Linked DNA regions of Homo sapiens: region 2 is linked to region 1. A link is an interaction called in ENCODE POLR2A ChIA-PET data of the cell type or tissue named here. Cell type or tissue: GM12878. All regions are shown on one strand. Links, peaks and the distances in the headings refer to the core of each region. The heading gives the core; the rest is flanking DNA.

The links. ChIA-PET counts read pairs that join two places held together with the same protein. Peaks named below come from ENCODE experiments on the same cell type or tissue, not always from the same donor. Only the 100,000 strongest peaks of a DNase experiment are listed, where the experiment ranks them.
Region 2: POLR2A ChIA-PET joins it to region 1 with 5 read pairs; 3 of 35 experiments call an interaction of 5 or more read pairs at or near these places.

The regions. Positions count from the first base shown.
Region 1 is chr12:98,147,095-98,152,369 of GRCh38, forward strand. No RefSeq gene overlaps it. Among named protein-coding and RNA genes, the nearest start is that of MIR4303, 150 kb to the left of the region's middle. In GM12878, for the core only: no CTCF peak of the experiment used is centred there; a DNase peak (open chromatin) is centred at 2,349.
Region 2 is chr12:98,282,730-98,289,196 of GRCh38, forward strand. No RefSeq gene overlaps it. Among named protein-coding and RNA genes, the nearest start is that of TRD-GTC1-1, 220 kb to the right of the region's middle. In GM12878, for the core only: no CTCF peak of the experiment used is centred there; no DNase peak of the experiment used is centred there.

The DNA of each region.
Region 1 (5,275 bases), core at 1-5,000:
AGAGAATATTCCTGTTATCTATGTTAGTAGGCATGGTGTGGTTAAAGATTAAGCCCTAAATCAGCTACCTAGGCCTCGCTGAGTGCTCTAGCAACATTTCTCTTTGTAGTGGAGAAGTTTTAATGAGAAAGGAAGCCTTTTGAAGGGAATATTGAGTAATTAGGAGACTATGTGAGGCTGGTCTCAACTGTGATTCCGGGGAGAAAGTGCATCTTTTCCTAAAGCAAAGAGAGTGCAGAAGGAAGAACCACCCAACATAACTCTTTTAGTCTACAAGAGAGAAAGAACACATGATATATAATGGTTATTCCACCTCATCATTATAGTGGATTATATATATTCCTTCCTTCCTTCCTTCCATCCATTTTCCAATATATTCCATCTCATCATTTATCCACCATGGATAAAGCAATCTATCCTGCATTCAGACTTAGCTTTTAATCAGCTTAAGTAAAATACTTAAAATATTATTCCCCATGCACCCAAATTTGGAAATTGTACCCTATAACAATTTGGGATTTTTCTTTCTCTGTGTTTTCTTACACTGAGGAAACCCTACACTTATAGTCTACATTTTTAAAAAACAAAAATGCTTTCAAAAAGAAATGCATTTTCAGGGGAAGTTTTAAAAATCCTAAAGAATATTGGCTGGGCACAATGGCTCACACCTGTAATCCCAGCACTTTGGGAGGCTGAGGCAGGCAGATCACAAGGTTGGGAGATAGAGACCATCCTGGCCAATATAGTGAAACTCCGTCTCTACTAAAAGTACAAAAAAAAAAAAAATTAGCCAGGCATGGTGGCATGCACCTGTAGTTCCAGCTACTCAGGAGGCTGAGGCAGGAGAATCTCTTGAACCAGGGAGTCGGAGGTTGCAGTGAGCCAAGATCACGCCACTGCACTCCAGCCTGGTGACAGAGAGAGTCTGTCAAAAAAAAAAAAAAAAATCCTAAAGAGTATTAATTAGGAAACATAAAAATTAAATTTTTTTTAAAGACAGAAGCATTATTACCCAACGCCCTAAGAACTGGCTTTGTGAAACTGAAGAGAGATCAGGATGAGTGAAAAACTCTTCAATACTATCTTTTCAGACCACATTGTCAGAATTATTTTCAAGGAGATCAGCATGGAATAGGAAACTACTCGCTGTAAACATTATCTGATTTTCTACCATAGGCATCACTGGTAACTTGACTGAACTATTTGGAGTTAGTGTGTGTTCTAAAAAAAAAAAAAACCATACATTTCATTTGTCACCAGCTTCCTGAAAGTGTAAATTCTTGTCAATAGCAGAGCTTATCCTCAAGATACTCAGCAAGCAAAGTGAAGAGTTGGGTACAGGATGTGGAGCTCTGGCTTTTTAGGCCTACATGCAATAGAGCAAAAACCAATGCTCCTCAGATGTCAGCTCTTTGTTCACTCAACAAGTATGTGTTGATCACCTGCTATGCACCAGGCAGTGAGGCAGGTACTGGGGATATAGTGGTGTATAAAAGAGACATGTCCCTGCCATCATGAGGTTTACAATCTAGTGTAGAAGTCAGACAAGAAGCCATCAACCAAAGGAATACATCATTTAACATGATGAACCACGAGAGGAGGTGGAATTCTACTAAAGAAGGGTTTTTCAGGGATGGCCTGTCTGAGGATCTAACATTTAAGCTAAGATCTAAAGGATTGAATAGTCCTAAAAGAGGTCACAACAAAAGTGAAGGCTACACTGAGAAAGAGCGTGGCATGTTTGAAGACCTAACATAAAGCCAGTGTGAGTGAAGCAGCGAGGAAAAGGAGATGATAAGGCCAGGGAAGGGCACCATGATAAAGAGTCCCGATTTCATTCTGAAAGTGACAGGAAGCCACAGAAAGGCTTTGTGTTCCTCTGCTTGGGCTTCCATAACAAAATGCCGTGGTCTGGGTGGCTTAAACAACAGATATTTATTTCTCCCAGTTCTGGAGGCTGAGAAATTTGGGATAAAGTTCCATCCCTTCAGTTCCAGGTGAGGGCCATCTTCCTGGCTTGTGAGAGGCATAGAAAGCGCCTTCTCACTGTGTGTTCATAGGGCTTTTCCTTGGTGCACATACATCAAGAGAGAGTACAAACTCTTCAGTATCTCTTCTTATAAGGACATTGATATTATCAGATAAGGCCCTACCCTTATAACTCTATTTAACCTTAACTATTTCCATATGGACCTTATCTCCAAATATGATCACATTTAGGCTTATGACTTCAACATATGAATTTGGGGGGAACACAAACATTCAGACCACAACAGGCTTACAGCAGGGAAATGGCATGGCCTGATCAACTGATTTCATTTTTTAAAGGCCACTTTAACTAATCTGTGGAGGATGACTAATAAGGAAAAAGAAAAGCAGCAGAGCAAACAGGAGTTCTGAACAGAGAGAACATGACAGACAAAGGTGGTAAAAGTATTGCATCAGAGAAAAATGTGGGAAAGAATTGAGTAACCAGGTATTTTTTTTAAAAGCTTGTTTAATATTTAAAGAAAGAGAATAAATAAGATTTGATTATTAAAAAGGAAAATTGAAGCAATGCCTCTTCTAAGTGACTTTTTTAAACAATATCTGTAAGCCACCCAAGAGGGACAACGTGTGTGGTTCCCTGTATGGCAATGCTACAGAATTGCTTTGATCATTAGCCTCCTTTCTTGTATTGTCATTGCAATTCATGATTATGGGGAAATCCAGGAAGGTTCCAAGCTTCAGTTAAGATAGGCCATGAAACATAAAAATACTTATCGGAATGTATGTTAGGTTCCTATTGCTGCATAACAAATTTCCACACAATTAACAGCTTAAAACAACACCTGTTTATTGCACCAGCATTTCTGTAGATCAGAAGTCCAGGCGTGGCTCAAGCTGGGTCCTTCACTCAGAGTCTCATAAGGCAGAAATCAAGGTGTCAGCTGGGCTGAGTTCCTTTCTGGAGCTAGGGGTTCTCAAACTCACGTGGTTGTTGGCAGAATTCAATTCCTTGTAGATGTATGACTCAGCCCCCTGTTCTTTTATTGACTTCCAGATGGGGTCCACTTTCATCTCCTAGAAGCCACCTGCAGCCCTCTTTTAAAGGCTCAGCCCATTAGGTCAGATCTACCCGATAATGGCCCTTTTGATTAACTCAGCTAATTAGGGACCTTGATTACATCTGCAAAGTTCTTTATGCCGTACAACAGGACAGTCATAAGAGTGATCTCTCATCGTGTCTGAGGTTCCAGTCACGCTCAACAGGAGGGTGATAACAGGGGTTATCAGGGGATCTTTTTATTCTGGCTACCACAGAATATCATTGAATCCTTGAACCTTGTGTCAAGACTTCACATTATTACAATCTCTTGCTATGCAATGCTCCATAATACACCCCATAATTGCTGAAAATCATGAAGGTTGAACTTTTTGTAAAAAAAAAAAACAAAAAAAAACAAAAAAAAAAACCAGTCAACACATTGGCTGGAAAAATAAATCTGTTTCAAAATGTTCATGTTTTTAAAGGGTTAACTTCTCAGCTACACCTTCAGGGCTGTTTCAGACCATCTCAAAGTCTTCTATATCGCTTTTTGCAGAAGCTGTCTTTTGGAGTTCATCTTTTAAGTGGGGCTCTTTTCTAGAGACTTCAGCTAAGTTCTATTTTTCCTTCAGTAAGTCATGAGAAATCTATTCAGTAGAATCCAGTTCAACATCTGGCTCTTTGCTTCCTCCCAGTCTCTAGAAGAGCAGTTTTCAAAGTCTGGTTTTGGGCCATCCTGACACCCTGTCAGAAGGTCTTTGAGGTCCTCCTTTTTCAACTATTGGATACATAGCCATGTGCAGCTAGATTTCCTCCACAGACTTCAACCAAAGCAACATATCACAACAGATGGAATGCAGTGCCTGCAGTAAGCCAGACATGAAGGAGATGTGCAAAAATTTAAAACAATGCCACTCTTCTCATTCAATATTTTTGTTTTGAAAATGCCAAATAGAAACAACACCAGACTTAGATAAGGAGTAACTTTATTTGAAAAGACAATTGCAATAAAGAGAATGCTTTGACCTCAGGATGAGGAAGTGTCTTAAAATTAAGCAGAAAAAGGTTTTTCTTATATAGGGAAGGGTAAGCAGAGATGGCAGGGACTATATGGGTGAGGAGGACAAGCAGGTGGGTGAACAGGGGGCAAAATCAGGTACTTCAACAAGTAATGTTTCTCTTGTGGTTAGTCAGTTCTCAGAAGGAGCTGTTAAGGGAGGATGTTTCACAGCTTAGTGCTTTAGGCCTTGCTCGAACTTGGGAGCTAGCCAAAGTTTGGGAGCCCACTGGAAGGAGAGAAGCCTGATTAAAATTTGGTCAAGCAAAAGTTCCGTGGATAAGTAACAGACAATCGTGAGCACTTGGTCAAAAACTATAGTCATTTTTCGTGAAAATAATTATGTGTTTATAAGCAATGAGTCTGTTATTTTGTGGATTAGTAAATATTTTTAAATGTCTCAGGTTTAAATTTTATGCAGTAAATGTCAAGAGATACAACCCCCATAAACAAAAGCTCTTTGGAGGCCTCAATAATTTCTAAGAGTATGAAGGGATCCTGAAACCAAAATGTTCAAAAACCACCACTCTAGATTATTCTAGATAACCGTGCCCATTAATCCTAGAGCAATGACAGGACTTAGAGATTTTTTCATTCACTCCTTTCATATTGTGGATAAGTTGAAACTTAGGGTAGCCATGTGACTTGCCCAAGATCAGTGAGTGAAAAGCATCACTAAGTTTTAAATACTGATTTCCTCATTCCTAACCCTGTGTTTACCCTACTATTGCTATACAATTTCAGATATGTCTATTTCGTATCCAAACTTTGAGAACAAGTCTCTGTCTTATACTTCTTTCATATACTTCAGAGCTGCTGGCATATGTCTCAAATAATCAAATGATGGGTGCTCAAAATTCTCGTTGGATGAATGTATACAGGAATAAAGGAGAGAAGGAAAGACAAAAGAGAGAACAGGAAACATGGATGGATGGAAGGAAGGAAGGAAGGGAGGGAGGGAGGGAGGGAGGGAGGGAGGGAAGGAGGGGGAAGGAAAGTCTTTTATGAACCCATAGGCCTTGAAACCATTTCACTCTCTCAGCAACACCCACATACAATAATCTCTTAATTATTTCCAGGCTCCAGGGACACAAAAATCTGGTCTACAAGAAACTCTCAATATCTTCCTTAAAAGTCTACACTGAAGGCTTACATATCCAAAGAAAGGCTCATAGAAGCAGCATGGCTTG
Region 2 (6,467 bases), core at 1,468-6,467, 140 kb after region 1:
ACAAAACTGTAGGCCTCTAATCATAGAAAATCTTGTGAATCAGTCTCTTCTCACACTGCTATAAAGAACTGCCTGAGACTGGGTAATTTAGAAAGGAAAGAGGTTTAATTGACTCATAGTTTTGCATGGCTGGGAAGGCCTCAGGAAACTTATAATCATGGCAGAAGCAAAGGGGAAGCAGGGCACCTTCTTCACAAGGCCGCAGGAGGGAGAATGAACTCAGGAGGAACTACCAAACACATAAAACCAACAGATCTCGTGAGAACTAACTCACTGTCATGAGAACAACATGGGGGAAACTGCCCCCATGATTCAATTACCTCCACCTGGTCTCTGCCTTCATATGTGGGGATTATGGGGATTATGGGGACTATAATTCAAGATGAGATTTTAGGTGGTGACACAGCCAAACTATATCACCTTGTTTACATTTTACACATAACTAAAATTTTCCTGCTTTTTGCAAATGCGTTCCATCTCTCAGTTTGATTTCTTTAATTGGCCCCATATCTTAAAGGGGCTCTGTTCAACATTTGGTATTTGATAGATCCCATGGGTCTTTTTTGCTGACAATGATGCTGCCAGCTCCAAGGCTTTTTATAGACAGATGCATATGTGTCCCTAATTGATTTGTTTCTTAATGGGAATTCGATGAGAAAAGTTCTCAGATATTCTAAAACATTAATCATAAAATAAGTCCCTGTCCCAGAATTGTGCTCAAAACCTTAAGTCATTTTAAGATGTGTTGGCTGGGGTGTGAATTTTGTCCATCCTTATATTTGTTGAATATAAAAATCAATAACACCACTACTCTGCACATTTATCTAATGTAATAATCAATATCAATACCTTTCCTGATATTTACTTAATATAATAATCAATAACAATACTGTTTGTTTATTTGATGCCATTGACCAGGGTAGAAGACCAAAGGTATGTGCCTTAACTACCCTATGTACCTTCACACTGGGCCATCTACTGCTAACATCTCTTCTTTGTCCTACTTCCCACTCTCCAGACCTGAGCAGAACATCATCCTACTTCTCTTTGCTCTGGAAGGTGATGGTCAGTATATTGACATTTTGGAGGAGGCAGCCAGCATTGATGGAACCTCTGTCTACATTATCCTAGGTACTGTGAGGGAAACAAATATAATATAATTCACCTCTATATTTGTTAGAGTAACACTAGCTACTACCCTGAGAAGCCCCAAGACCCTGGTGGCTTAATACATGGTAAGTTGGTAAGTTGGTTGCTTATCCTCTAACAGTATAATGTAATTATTCCTGGTTGGTGGAATATTTTCATATAATACTTCAGAGACCTAAGCCCCTTCCATCTTGCAGATTTGCCCTTGCCTAAATCCCTCAAACCTCTACATTCAGCCAGCATATGGGAAAAGAACATAGAGGACCATGTGTAGGATATTTTAATGTCAGACTTGGAAGTAGTGTTCATCACTTCTGCTTATATTGCTTCAGTTAGAACTCAGTCTCATGGTCACATCTAACTGCAAGGCAAAGCATTCTGAGGACATGGTCTAACTATACTCCCAAAAAGAGGAATGAATTTGAACAGTTAGTCAGTCTCTGCCACTATCCCATCCTTTAGTTGCTTATAATTCAAAGAGGAAGACAAGATGAAGGATTGTACACATAATAAGTGAGGGATCACTAGAGGCAGAATTAGTCAGTGAAAACTTTCTAAGGAGAGACTTTTAAAATGGGTAGAATAAGGAGATAAACATAAAGAGTCATCCCATGAAGTAAAACAATGCGGTATGAGCAAAATTATAGGTAGAAATAGGCAAACATTGGCAGGGGAATGTGAAGAGGTCATTTTGACAGGTGCACAGAGTCAATGCCAGGAAGCAGAGAGCAACGTACCTGGCTAAGGAGAATAGGATGAAACTACCCCAACTAAGACCACTGACTCCTCCACCTCGAACCTGTGTTTGCATTGCACTAGAATTCTGCTGGTCCACTCAAAGGTACTTTACCACCTTTTTCTAAGTAATCGCTAAATCTCAGCTGACATTTCAAGTCTGAGTGGAAAATGTAAGCATTACCCAGAGAATGTCCCTCACTAATTTTGAATTTTTCAAAGAACAAATGAAAAGTAAGTGACAGATTATAAGAAACTGGTATAACCTAAATAACCATTACATTTGTGAATCAAACCACAAGTCTTCTTGATACAATGAAGCTAATAAGTCACTGACAACCACATGCTCCAGTCAAAGATATATATAGGAGTAGATAATTAAATGTCTTGGCCAGGGACATGGAGTTACAGCAAAATCAAAGTAGAAATAAGATGCAATAGTTCTTTCCTTGGTTCAACCTCTAAATACCTAAAGAATTAGGAGGACCACAGCTACAATCCAATCCACCCAACAAATTCAGAAGTTCCTAAAGGTTAATTCAAATGTGGTCCCAAGGAAAGTCCTTGTAGGTGCGTATTTCTGGACCTTCTTATAAGGACTCTTGTTGCCATGGGAACATACCTCTCCCCAATCTGTACTGATGTTCCAATGTGCTCAAATACTCACCTTATTGAAATGAGAACTACATCAACTCCAATATATTTCATACACAAATTAGGACTGTCCTGTCCCCCTGTAGAAATTTTAGGACAAATCCCTTTCAGGGATTTTGAATAATTTTGAAAATCCAAAAAAAGCTATGGCTCCTGTCACTCCCTCAACCCCCTAGGTAAATACACATAAGCATACAGAAGGTAATTCAATTATATGTAAGGGAAGCATTCCTGAGAACCTATTATAACTTAAAATCCCTATTTTTCAGCACCAATTTCCCTTAGGAACACCATAGACTCCTGTGAGGCAGCACAACACTCTACAAAGACTATCTGCTTCCTGTAACAACTCAAATTTCCCAATTTTGCAGATAAGGAAAATGATGCATAGAGAGTTTAAGCAACTTCTTACCATCACCCACCTCAAGGAACTGACAGAGTAGACCTGGAAGTCATGCAGTCTATCTCCAAAGACCTTGGACATACATATAACCAAAGTGAGATGCTGCCCCCACTCCCATCCCTCTTCTAGTAATATATCCTTTCTACCAAAAAAAAAAAAAAAAACCGAAAAGGAAAAGAACCTATTCTATCTTACTTCCAAAAACTTAAGAGTGGGACCAAATACTGTGCCTCCTCTCTCCCAAACTCAATCCAGGCTACTTATTTTTATTCTTGTGCTAATTATTAAACCAACAACCTGGATATCCCATTATTTCTTCATTTTTAACCTCCTTGAGTTTCAGGTCTTACATTCAAGACAAAGCCCTCCTGGACTTAGTATTGTTTTACACTCTCCAAACACTGTCACTGGAACAGCAGTATTCTTCTCTTAATTTGTTGCAACTCTGGAGTCCCTAAGGTTCGCTGCCAGACATCTCACTGATTGGAGAAAGAAAGACTATAATCAAAGCTCTTTCTGTCCAAGTTAATAAAGATCTTCTTTCATTTTTAATTTAAATTTCCTCTTCTTGGTTTTATATGAGGCAAAAGCTCAGGGTCATATCAAATTAAATTGAGAAACTTAAATGTTTTGATTGATTTTAGCTTATTTTCTGAAATCTTAAGCAATCCAATATCCCACACTTGATTAGGTCAACTGTCATGTAATTCAAAATAAACCTAAACATTATTTAACACTTTTTAAATTTAATCCAGAAGCATAGGTGTTAAAAGATATGTTTATCAAGAGTTCCCTTCCCTGACCTCTTCAGAGAGGCACTGTGGCTGATCAGAGCCTTTATATATTATTCCAGACTGTATATTTAGCTCCAACCACAAGAGGAGGCTTGAGATGATTTTCACCCACCATTATTTCTGTCAGCACTTCTCAATATACTCCAAATAAACACATATTCTAAGTAAAACACTGTTATTACTGTTAACCACAATTTAAAGACCATACCATATTTCCATCAGCCTATCTCCAAGTTATTCCAAATAAACATGCAAATATAGTAAAAGTACTATGTTTGCTATGCAAATTGCAGATACAACTTTAAGACAGATTCTTTAACAGCCTCTACCCACCTTCCAGATAGAAATTTTAAAGTTCTCATTAGTGCCAAACACTCTCAATAGCAACTCTATGGCTTATTTTCACATTTTTCTGAACTAAAAGGATTGAATGTGTGACCTGAATTCACATTATTTAAGTGGCATGAGAATGTTTGTAGCCAAGAAACTAACATTAAAACAGTTTCAGAGCCATGGAAAAACACAGAGCCCTAGCAAAGACTTAGGCAACAGTCCCTAATAGAGGTGCCTCTTCAACTCATGGCACAAACAAGCCTTCCCCAGGAGACAAAGCCAACTGACGATGAGCTCATAATCCAAAATTGTAAAACACACAGGGAAACCCAAAGCCCTGAGAAAGCAAGTGTCATAAAGGGGGAATTTATAGCTGGGAAAAATTAAGATAATTGAACAATCTAAAATGAAATCTTGAAAATAAGTACATTAATAATGTCCCACAAGATAAATAAAGTATTAACAAGACAAGACCAAGGTGCTTTAGAAAAAGAACAGGCAGACTTGAGAAAGAAAAATCTAAACAAAACAAAATTTTTAGAAATGAAGACTGCTATGTCCCCCCAAAATCCAATGTTGAAATCCCAACCTCCAAGGTGATAGTATTAGGAGGTAGAGCCTTTGGGAAGTGATTAGGTCATGAGGGCTCTGGACCCCATGAATGGGATTAGTTCCTTATAAAACAGATCTGAGAAAGCTCCCTTGCCCCTTCTGCCATGTGGGGACACAGCGAAAAGATAGCAGTCTTTGAACTAGGCATTGAGTGCTCACCAGTCACTAAATCTGCCTCCTTCTTGATCTTAGACATCTCAGTCTCCAGAAGTGTAAGAAATAAATTTCTGTTGTTTAGAAACCACCCAGTTTATGATATTGTTTTATAGCAGCTCAATCAGATTAAGACAAAAACCATGGTCATTTAAATAATCGATTGATGACTTAAACTATACACTAGACATAACAGAAAAGGAAATTAGTGATCTGAAAGGTAAAGAGGTAAGGCAATCACCAAAAATTTGGGGAAGGAAATAGTTAAGAAACACAAAGGATAGAATGAGAAGCTTTAGCATACATATAATAGGGTTTCGTAAAGAGAGATAATGTCTTTAGAGAGAGACAATATTCAAAGAGATGACGGTGAAATGTTTCCTGAAATGAATAAAGGCATAAATCATTAGATTTTAAAGGGCATAGTGAGTTCTTAGCAGAACTTTTTAAAAAACATGCATCATAGTGAAACTGTAGAGAAACAAAAGTAAAGACAATTTTTAAAACTACCTGGGAGAAATGACTGTTTACCTACAAATAAACTACAATCAGACTAACAGCAGACTTGTAATCAGCAGAAACACCTGTCAGAAGACAAAGCATAAACATTTTAAATGTGTTCAGTAAAAATAACTGTCAACCTAGAATTCTCTACCCTGTGAAACTAATAAGTGAGAGTAAAAAAAAAGACATTTTTAGGCATACAAAGAATAAGGAAGTTTGCTATTTATAGACATGCTCCCTGCCCTACCACACTAGGAAAGAACAACTAAAAACTGAATTTGAGCAAAAAGCAAAAAAGCAACAATGGAGTGGGATACAAGAAGTAATGGTGGGAAAAAAATCTATTTTTATTTGCAAATCTGAATAAATATAGGCTCCATAAAATAATAACCACAGTAACTAATTTTGAAAGGTAATCTAATAACACAGTAGAGCTAAAACATGAGAACAATATATAGAAGATGACATTTTGTTCAGAGAAAAATTAAAGCATTCTAAGTTTCTTGCCTTTTTTCAGGAAAACTGTCGGGGGGTAATAAGCCAAGTTGGGTTATAGATGGGGAAATGTATTTAAGATTTATTTTTTTCTAAAGCTTCTGACAATAAAATCATACTTTTCTCAAACAAGATTAATACCAACTGCTTGAAGGGCATTTTTCAAATAATATTCTTCCCATTGGAAGAGATTAGGATTTTTCAAGAAATTGAAAGAGAATTGCTTATGTCCAGAAATGAGGAAAGTTAACCTGTTTCCTCCTTACCTGTTTATGAGCCAGTTCCAACAGAATTAATTGTGCTATTCAGTTTCCAAGATTAATATTTGGTTTTATCAGTGACCCAAACTCTAAAATTCTGTATCAAAATAAAATAATCTCAGTATTTTCATGTACTTTACAAATTCAAAACATGTATATATATATTTGCCCTAAGAATTGCAAGTCCTAAAAGCCCTCAAGAATGGCATCTCTCATATTCACCTAAAAAATTTATCAAGTACTCCTTTCACTTTTCCTGGGGGAAAATCTACAGAAATAATAATTATTGATTGTTATTTATGAATTAAATAATTCATCAGAATCAGCACTGCCCTAACACCAATGAAGTCTACTCTCACCTGAGAAAAATATGTG